Linked DNA regions of Homo sapiens: region 1 is linked to region 2. A link is a contact called in ENCODE Hi-C or POLR2A ChIA-PET data. All regions are on one chromosome and are shown on one strand. The core of a region is the stretch at or near the end of the contact, and the rest is flanking DNA. Distances in the headings are between cores, read along the strand shown.

The links. A loop is a pair of places that touch in the nucleus more often than their neighbours do. ChIA-PET counts read pairs that join two places held with the same protein, here RNA polymerase II (POLR2A). Pooled maps may share reads with other maps.
Region 1: a map of Right ventricle myocardium inferior shows a loop between it and region 2 (2.6-fold over the local background). The contact joins two enhancer-like sites. A Hi-C loop is called at or near these places in 3 of 168 maps with a recorded cell type or tissue (Caco-2, Right ventricle myocardium inferior and dorsolateral prefrontal cortex) and 10 of 50 pooled maps. POLR2A ChIA-PET finds 5 or more read pairs at or near these places in 2 of 52 experiments (PC-3 and SK-N-SH).

What each region holds. Positions count from the first base shown.
Region 1 is chr10:78,274,809-78,279,544 of GRCh38, forward strand. LINC00595 (long intergenic non-protein coding RNA 595) reads left to right here. Exons shown (of 3, transcript NR_073447.2): 2 at 4,591-4,686. Among named protein-coding and RNA genes, the nearest start is that of LINC00595, 9.8 kb to the left of the region's middle. Within about 2 kb of position 3,288, at least 4 of the 41 ENCODE cell types and tissues checked have a DNase peak (open chromatin) inside an H3K27ac peak, as active enhancers do.
Region 2 is chr10:78,213,016-78,218,176 of GRCh38, forward strand. No RefSeq gene overlaps it. Among named protein-coding and RNA genes, the nearest start is that of LINC00856, 33 kb to the right of the region's middle. RefSeq lists enhancers at 1-4,560, 2,897-3,397. Within about 2 kb of position 2,801, at least 13 of the 41 ENCODE cell types and tissues checked have a DNase peak (open chromatin) inside an H3K27ac peak, as active enhancers do.

The DNA of each region.
Region 1 (4,736 bases), core at 2,038-4,537, 62 kb after region 2:
AAATGCTATCTCAAGTGGAGCTCTGTCCCCTCTTCCTGTCACTGTACAAATGATGGATCAATGACCACCCTGGGAGAGTGATGTTCTTAGGGAACATGTGAGAGAGCCAGCCAATGAAATGTATAATGCAAAATTAAGGATGCTGGTCCTTGTTCACCTCATTAACCATCTAAACTCTTAGTATGTGTGAGGCATGTTGTGGTATGTGACAGCATTTAATTCATCCATTCATTAATTCCTTTTCCATTCAGTGTTTGTGGTCTGTCCATAGGTGTTGGGAATATGGGGCAAATAAGACAAATAGTTCCAGGTCTGGTGGCGCTTACAGCCTGGGAGGAGCTACACAATGAAACAATTACAAAAGCATTTGATTTGACGAGCCTGCAGCCTGGGCTGTGGAGTTGAAGGTGGCCAGACAATGGTGAGGGCCAGGGTATAGGGCAGAGCACCCAAAATGTTCCAGGCAGAGAGAAAAGAAAACAGGTGGGAGAGCTGAAGGGAGATGCTTGTGTCTGGATACCAAAGCATGGGGGTGGGCAAGGTGGTTCTCCAAGGGGGTAGGGAGGGGCTAGACTCTAGGGGCCCCAAAAAGCATGACAATAGTGTTTGAACTTTAGCTGGAGAGCAAGGGAAGTCCCCAAAGCTTTTCTGGCAGTTGTACAGCAGGACAAGTTTTCACTTAGAAGGACTCCTCCAGCTGCTGTGTCCAGGGTACATGGATAGGAGGAGAGTGGAAACTGCTGAGGTCACCCAGGTAAGACATGTGGAAAGCTAGAGCCATTAGGATGGCATGCAATGGGTTGAGATCGGTTCAAGAGCTCTAAGGAGGAAGAGCCCACAGGATTTGGATATAGGGAGAGGGAGCATCAAGACTGTTCTTAGGTCTCCCTTTTGAGTGTCTGGTTGGACGGTGGCGTCTTTAATTAAGATTGGAAACACAGAGGGATAAATGGACTTTGGGAGGAAGATGATTGCCTGTGAGACCCCCAGGTGGGTCTGGAGTTCAGGAGAGAGGTCTGGGGCAGATAGTGATCAAGATGGGAAGTCGGAGGTATAGAGGTGGAGACGGGCTCCTCTGGAGGGCTCAAGTCTTCCAGAGAGGAGTGGACAGGGCCTGGCATGGATCACTGGAAACTTTTCTCAATGCTCCACAGCCTCTATGTACAGTCCTCAAATTATATGCCAATTATGCACCAATTATATAACCCTTCTTGGTCAACCAGAGGAAAAGAAAGATAAAACTAAGAGAGTGTAGTAGAAATGGGGGAGGTTAAGGGTCATTTTTTTGCCTTCTCCTACTCATCCCAGCCACAGGGCCTTTGCACTTGTTGCATGAATTCCTGGACCACCCCTTCCCCAGATGTTGGTCTGGCTGGCTCCTCAGCCTTCAGGTCAAATGTCACCTTCCCTGATAGCCATCTGATTACCCTGTCCCAAACTGTGCTGCTCTCAGCTGTCCCAGCCACAGCAACTGATTTGACTTTCTTGTCTTCTTGTCCTACCTTCCTTCCTTCCTCCCTCCCTCCCTCACTTCCTCCCTTCCTTCCTTCCTTCCTTCCTTCCTTCCTTCCTTCCTTCCTTCCCTCCTTCCTTCCCTCTTTCTTTCCTTTCTTCCTCTCTCTCTCTCTCTCTCTCTCTTCTTATTTTAGAGACAGGATCTTGCTGTGTCGCCCAGGCTAGAGTGCCATGGCACAATCACAGCTCACTGGAGCCTTGAACTCCTGGGCTCAAGTGATCCTCTCAGCTCAGCCTCCTGAGTAGCTGGGACTATACGTGTGCACTACCACACCCAGCTAATTTTTTTTTTTTTTTTTGAGACAGGGTCTCACTCTGTTGCCCAGGCTGGTCTTGAGCTCTTGGGCTCAAACAGTCCTCCTGCCTTGGCCTCCCAAAATGCTGGGATTACAGTCCTGAGCTACCAAGTCCTTTGCTCATTCCTTTGTGGGTCTTTTTTCTGTTTCTCCTGACCATGTAAAACCCCTGAAGGCAGGGACCTTATCTGTGTATTGTTCACAGCTGCTTCTCCAGCACTGTCCTTGGCTTGAGTTATTCTCAATTCCCCTTCCCTTCTCCTCCAACAGGCATGCAGCAGCAACACATGTGTGTGGGCTCTAGCTCTTGTGCCTCTCCTGGGTCTGTTCCTGTCCCTCAGCCACTGCTGTCTGAACTGCATCCATGAGCAGGTCTTGCTTGGGTCACTTGTCTTTCCTCCCTCTGCTCTTCTATTGTATGATTCACATGGCAGCCAGGAGCCTCTGTCTAAAATGGAAATCTTCTCATGTGGTTCCCTTACCTACACTCTGCAAACGACATCTGAAAACAACTCCAAATGCCGTATGACCCTTTTCAGAGGCCATGATAGTCTAGCCCTTGCCTACCCTGCCAGTTTTCTCTCCTCCTTTGCCCTTCACTCTGCGTCAGACACATGGAGCTCTCAGCGTCTCCAGTGTGCTGCTCCTCCCTCTCACCTGGGTGCCTCTGCTCTGCCTGCCATAGCTTGTAGGAGCTCTCTAAATACTGAATGCACACATGACAAATCCAGGACAACAAAGGGAGAAAGGATACTCATTGGGACAGATTTGCCTCCTGTTTCTCTCCCTTTCCAGGGAAGCCTAGCAGAGCGTCTTACATTCTCACTGCAGGTCTCTCGTAAGCCCCAAACACTTTCCCTTGTCCTAGCATTTGATGCCTGAGTCCCTCAACCCAGTACCTTGAACTGCCTCCAGGGCCCCAGCCATCCCAGGCAGCCTTAATTAATTGTAAAATTGATTAAGCAGCCCCCTTTGTTAGGCTGGGCTGGTGTTTATTTGTATTTTCATACTATTATCCTTTTATACTTCTCTGGGCGCCTTCAGCTCTCTACTGACACCTTTTATTGGGGAAATGTTAATTTAAAAATCATCTATAATGCAGGTGTCACAAATCAAAGCTGTTCGGTAATGAGTTGCTCTTATGTCGTATAAAAACAATTAATTAAAACCCTTTCTGAGAGAGCCGTGCCAGCAGATTTATGTTTCCCAGTGTCTCCCCCTCGACCTTCCTTTCTAAGGACCCTCATGCACTCAGCTGGCTTCTATGGGGGTATGGTTTCCTCCCACCTCTCCCCAGGAAATAGAATTCCAGCCCGGTGGAGTGGAGAAGGCTCCAGGAGGGCGTCGGGCCCAACCACCTTGCGTTATGGAGCACAGAGAGGGATTCTGCTGTGGTCACATAGCACCTAAGTGGTTGCAGCAGCCTCAGAACAGGCTGTCCTGCCTGAGTCGTTCCTCGTGATCACTGCTGGCGTTTCTCCTGCTGGCCTTCATGGCAAGGCTGATGGCCAGGGCACACAGGAGCAACGGCACTGCTGGTCTAGCAAGTACCACTCTCTGGCCTGCTCCACAGCCCGGCCACAGCAAGGGAGGTGAGTCATTCTCCGCTGACAGATGCAGTCACTCCACAGATGCTTTCCATCTTTGCTAATTAATTCTGCACTTAAGATAATCCAAGGGCTCTAAGTTCTGGTCTTGCCTCTACTCCTGACCCATCCTGTAACCTTGGGTAAATCACTTCCCCTTGGTTGGGCCTCAGCTTCTCTCTCTACAAAATGGGTATATTGATTGAAACCAGGGGTTGCAAATTCAAATACTCATAGGTACCATCAATGAATAAGGCAGTCCCGGCGGGACCTGGGAAAAACCATAGAGGAGCATGCCCTATCTGAAGGAGACCACCTCTATCCCTTTCAGATGCTTGTGGCCATAAGAAAAAGCAGGCCTGGCGTTGCTCTTTGCAGAGAAACTGGAAATCCAGCTTGGGGTTTCAAAATGTTGATGAGCGGGCCAGACCTTGCTCAATTTGTCCTCAGAGCCCCTTCTTCCACATCCCCTGTTCTGCTCTCAGGGGCTGGCCATGTCTCTCTGTGACCTACTGAGGTTCCAGGGTGGCTGGGTCATCCTGGCTCCTGGGCTTCGTCACCAGCACCTCCTTCCTCCCTCCTTACCTCCCTAGGGTCTAGAGCTGGTGCTGGTCTCTGGGTTGCCTTGCTGGTTTCTCCTCACCTGTGTCTCCAGTCCTCATGTTAAATTCCCTCTGTTTTAAATACCTCCCATGGTTTATGGGTTCCTGGTTGGATCCTGACTGATACATTTCATAATTTTATTAACAGACATTATTATTAATGAACACAATGAAGAGCAAAAATCTTGTCCGTGGGTGGCTGGATAGGGTATGAAGATTCCAGGTTATAATTTGGTTCAGGGTAGACCTGGGAAATCAGACGGTATCAGTCACTGTAGAAGCTTCCAGTCTTATATACTCTCCAGGGCATCTGCATCTGGCCCTTCTGCCTCCACTAAAAAGTGACCTCTCATTCTCCATTGCTGGGACTTCTTCTGGCCCTGCCCTGCTCACCCTCTCCCTGGTTGGTGGTTCTTTTTTTGAGACTAGGCCTTGCTTTCTCACCCCAGGCTGGAGTGTAGTGACGTGATCACAGCTCCTTGCAGCCTCGACCTCCTGGGCTCAAGTGATCTTCCCACCTCAGCCTTCCAAGTAGCTGGGACCACAGGCACACCACAATGCCTGGCTAATTTTTTTTTTGTATTTTTATAGAGATAAGATCTCACTATATTGCCCTGGCTGGTCTCAAACTCCCGTGTTCAAGTCATCTGCCTGCCTCGACCTCCTAAAGGGCAAGCGGGATTACAGGTGTGAGCCATTGTGCCTGGCCTGGTGACTTCTTTTATGAAGGGGGATTG
Region 2 (5,161 bases), core at 1,551-4,050:
GGAAAGAGGGCCGCATCTGACTGGTTCTCTACTGCTGTGTAACAACCATACCAGAAGAGAGGGGCTTCGAGCAATGTCTTCTTCTTTTGCTCTGCTCTCTGGGTTGTCTGGGACTCACCTGGGTCTCTCATGTGGTGGCTAAGGCTGGCTTCTTGGGGTCTTTGCCTCTCTTCTTGCAGCATCTCATCCTCCAGGGCCTCTCCACGTGGCTTGGGCCTCTCCCAGCAGTGTGGGCTCAGGGTAGTGATTCTTTTTATGTAGCAGCTAGCTCCCAGGACACTGCCAGTGGAGGCTGTCAGGCTAGTTAAGGGCTAAGGCTTGGACTGGCACAAGGTCTCTTCCTCCTATTCTTTTGGAAAAAATCATCATGACCCACCCAAATTCAAGAGGGCAGAGAAATAGAACCCACTTCTTTATAGAGGAGGGGAAGGTCATATTGCCAAAAAGCCTGTGGGATGGGTGATGGTGTGGTGGGCATCTTTGGAAAGTGCAATCTGCTACACCATCTTAATGGCATTATAAGATGACAAGCAAATGCCAGTCTTAAGAATGTTTCTTCTCCACCATTTCATCCAGCCCTCCCAACAGCCATCTGCAGTGGGCCTGTCCTGGCTTCATCACCCCCTGTGTCACCCTGGGCAACTCCCTTCACTTCTCAGCACCTCAGTTTCCACGTGTTGAACAGGAGTGGTAATAGTTCCTGTTTCATTGAGTTGTCATAAAGCAAGAACTCAGCCCAGCACCTGGAGAGACCTCAAATGCGTTGTTACTATCATCGCCCTTCTCTTCCTTTCACAGATGAGGAAACTGAGTCTCAGAGAAGTCGAGGGACTGGCTCAGAGATGTACAGCATGGCATTGCTGGAGCCGGCCTGGAAGACAAGCAGTCTCCCTCCAATTGCACACTGTTTTCTCTGAGGCTCTGCATTGTTGGAGGAAGGGTCAGAGGGGCTGGAGAGGAAGAAACAATGCAAATATGAGGCAGCAGAAGGGAAATAGAGGTACTGGGGGCTTCCAGCCTCATGCTGCTTGCTCTCTCCTGAATCCATCGTTGGTCTTTCTGTCCTAATCCGACCACTCCATCGCCAGCCTCCATTCCTCTGAATGTTGATAGAAGAGCTCCGGACTCTTTCCAGCTTTCCAGACTTTTCCACTCACACAGACTCAAGGGTCCTCCCAACTGTCTTGTGAAAAGAGGCCATCCCATTCCACAGGAGGGGAAACTGAGGCTTGGAAAAGGCACATGGTCCCATGTAGCGTCACTGTGGCTCTTCGGACTCTTCCAGGTCCCTCTGCCTGTCCTGGGCCTGCCATTGTTCCACCTCCAGGTCTGCCCACTGCCTGCACCTCTCCTCCCCGTCTCACCTTGCCCTGCACTGCAGCTGCCACGACCTCCAGCAGCCCTTTAGACCAACGTCCTAAAGCGATAATGCCATGATGTTCCTGGCTTTTTCAAAACCCTTTTCCTAGAGTGTGTTAACCAGAATGGCAGTCCCACGAGGATCTCTGTGATGAAAGGGCTTCATGGTCAAATAGTTTGGGAAACGTGGCTTCCTTTGTCCCTTCCTTCTCAGTTTGCCAAATTTAATTATGCCACACCCCCATGCACCTTCTTTTGTTTCATGATATCATTATTTAATACCCCATTTTGGAATATTATCTAAGAAATGTGGCCTGAGGAATGAAGTTCAAATCTCTCCTCTTGGCGTCCAAAGGGCTTCACCATCAGATCTCAACCTTGTTTTCCACCGTGCCTCTCTTGGACATCCAGAGCCCTTGCCCTCCCCTCAGTAGTCCCTGGTGTCCACAAAATCCATGGTCTCACCCTCCCTGTTTTTGCTCAGACCTCTCAACTCCCGTCATGTATCTCAGAGCTCTGTTTCTCCAGGGACACCCCCAACCTCTCACCCCTTGGCGGTGCACTGACTGCTGCATCTCACTCAGCCATTGGTTGGGTGCAAAGTAAATTTTCTTTCCAGGCATGAACCTGAGTCCCAAACTCAACCCTAAGCTCTTTAAGGGTGCAAGTGTCATCTTGGGTTTCTGCGTCTCCTGACTTCCTCCCCAGGCCTGGTGCAGAAGCACTGGCAATGCGTCTTATGCTGGGCAGACGGTGCCCAGCAAAGTTGAATAGATATGTGGCAACAGGCTGGCTCAGCTGGAGTTTCACCCTCAGTAGGGAGGAACACATAACTCCTTCTTGCTGTGGTATGGGAGTCCCAGGGTCTCAGGACAGTAGAGGCCACTGGTCCACACATGTCTTCTATGTTCAGTTTGATCTGAATTTGAGATTAGCGATTCTCTTTCTCCTCTCCCTAGTGGGAGAACAACAGGAGCTGGGCTTTGGCTGTAGCAGCAGAGGTCCCAGTTAGACTCAAGGAATAACTTTCCAAGTAGCAGAGACTGTGGACCATTTGCCAGATTGGATTTCAGTGATTGGTTTTAGACTAAGAGGACTTTCTCTGTTGTCCTTAAGGATTTAGGGGTGACTGTGTTCTCCCAAGAGGTGGATAAGATGACCTCTTTTGGGCTTTTCTATCCCTGTAATTTCCAGAGCTGCCAGCTCTCTGGGTCCCTGGGGTCACAAAGGGAGGAAGAATTTCGACACAGGGAAGGAGGTGGGAGGAAAGGGGAGAGGGGTTTGTGTTGGGGGAACAGACCCCAACCTCTGCAGCTGGGGCATGTACTGCCCAGAGGAAGGAGGTTGGCGTGCCAAACCGCCCCAGTGGCTCTTGGAGCCTCTCTGGGGCTGCTCCCCCACTCACGCGCCACAGTTATTTTTAGCACTGGGATGTGCAGAACATGCTACAGAGAAACAGAGTGGAAAATCTGACACTCAGAGCCCCGCTTGGAGGGAGACACAGTTCTTCCAGCCGGGCGCCACTCACGTGTCTGATTTGCATCTTGCACGTTTCTCCAAGCAGCCCGACTACTTTGAATTCCAGCTGGCTCCCGGAGCTGACCCACAGCCTCCTGGACAGGGCCTGGGGTCCTTGCACTTGGCAGGTGGCGATGGCTCTGGTCAGGCTCCCCTTGCTTCTGCTGGCCATCAGAATTGTGACCTGCATACAAGCATGGGGCGCTACATAAAAAGCCCAGTGGTCGTCTCCTGGGTGTCCCAGACATCATGTGGAGAAGACAGGGCAGGTCTTAGGATTGTTGTTGGGTAGGGGAGGAAAGCCAGGCCCAGACAAGGCATCTAAGGACCTGAGGTCACACAGAGAGGGAATAACAGAGCTGGCCCTCAGGAGGGTCAGCCCCCTCTGTCCTTGGGGCATCCCACTGGGAATGCAATGTCTAGGAAGCCTAGAGTCGAAGTCCAAACCAGCTCAGGAGACAAGGAGGTTGTGTAGTGGATATTTAATTATAAATTACTTTATGTTTTTTCCCTTCTTATTACAAAAACAATGCATGCTCTTTGTAGAAAATTTAAAAATACAGATAAGCAAACAAGAAAATTAAAAACACCCATAATCCCAGCACTCAGAGATAAACCCTGTAAATATTTTGGTATGTTGCTGAATATACCACCAGGCTTTTCCTTTTTCTTCTGTAAAACATTTTCATTTATTTTTAATTACACCTGTAATATAGGAACACATTTTTTGTTAGAAAAATTCAAACAATACAGATCAAGCTAAAGTCGCCTCTCTCCCTCCCCAACCGAGCTTCCCTTTTCTGCAGAGGTAATCACAGTTCTAATTTGATGTATATCGTTCCTGATCTTTTTTTAAGTGTACACACACATTCATATCATATAGAGATATGTGGTTTTATTTTTAGTGTGTTTGGATGGGCTTTTTTCCCAACAGAAATGGTAGCATATTGCATGTGTTGTTCTACACTTTGATTTTGTCACCTATTAGTCTTGGGGTCCTCTCAGTGTCAGTGTTTAGAGCTCTAACTCATTTGCTCTAACGGCTGGGTAGAATTCCCTTGCATGCATACATCAGAGTTTATTTAGGCATTCCCTTGTGATAGACTTTTTGATTGCATCCACTGTGTGTGTGTGTGTGTGTGTGTGTGTGTGTGTGCGCGCGCGCACGTGTGTGATTGCAACACTGCCTTTCAGTGCTCTCATATGTGCCTCCTTGGGTGAGAAAGCTTCTCAAGGGTCAAAGCCGAGATGAGAAATGGCTAGTTACTCTCGTTTTATGCGCATTAAGAAAATGGGAGCACCTTGGATCAACTGCCGTAAGAATCTGCCTTCTCCACTTTTCTGTGCTAATATGAAGGCAGCTCTGACAGCATTTCCCAAACTGTGCTCAGGACAGCGCTGTGTGCTGGGAGACCCTGATAGGTCCACCTAGGGAGATAAAAAATCAGGGCAGGTGTACGGTTGAATACATTCAATGTACAGTCGAATAGATTCACTGAAATGCTCTTGGAAATTCACCAGTGCCCATTAGTATGTCAAGAGGTGTCCTGAAGTAAAGAAACAAGTTTGTCTTCATTTAGCCTGGCTGTGGAGGGCTGCGGTGTAGGAAACAGATTGCAGCAGACAGCGGCAGTGCCCGACCCACATCCCCTTTGCCCTGCCACTCAGTGCTCTTCTGGTCCCAATTCCACCTGCTGGCACCTGTGCTTTGTGCCTGTGTCTGGTTTCTCTTGCTGCAGGGACCTGTGGGGCTGCCCTGTGGCAGGCTGAGCATGCAGGGGACCCGGTGTTGTCTGTGTTCCAGCCCCAGCAGCCCTCAACCAATGATTGAAGGGATTGGTGTACAGAAGCCCCAGCTCCCTCACCTCTCGGGTGAGATAACTTTGAGGCAAGTGTTTTACATTGATCCCTGTGCTTCCCCAGAGGGATCAGGCTCCAGTTCCACTGTGGTAGCTGGCTTGAAAACATGCCCATTATTGGCTGCCCTCCTTCCTTGTCTCACTTCCCCACTCCTCCCCACTCATCTCTCCAAATTTGAATCTTCTTGCATTAGAGTCCTGGGTTTGCTCCGGAAAGAAGCTCAACTAAAACTGATCAGTGGTTACTTTTTAATGGCTCCATGTGAATGTCCTAAATATTTCTCTCAACAGATCCTGCATTGCTGGACATTGAAGTTGTTTCCTTTTTTTTCACTATTATAAACAATCTTGTGGTGGACATCCTTCTAGCTCAATGGCTGTGTACATTTTAAATTATTGCTTTAGAAACTATTCTAGACATAAAG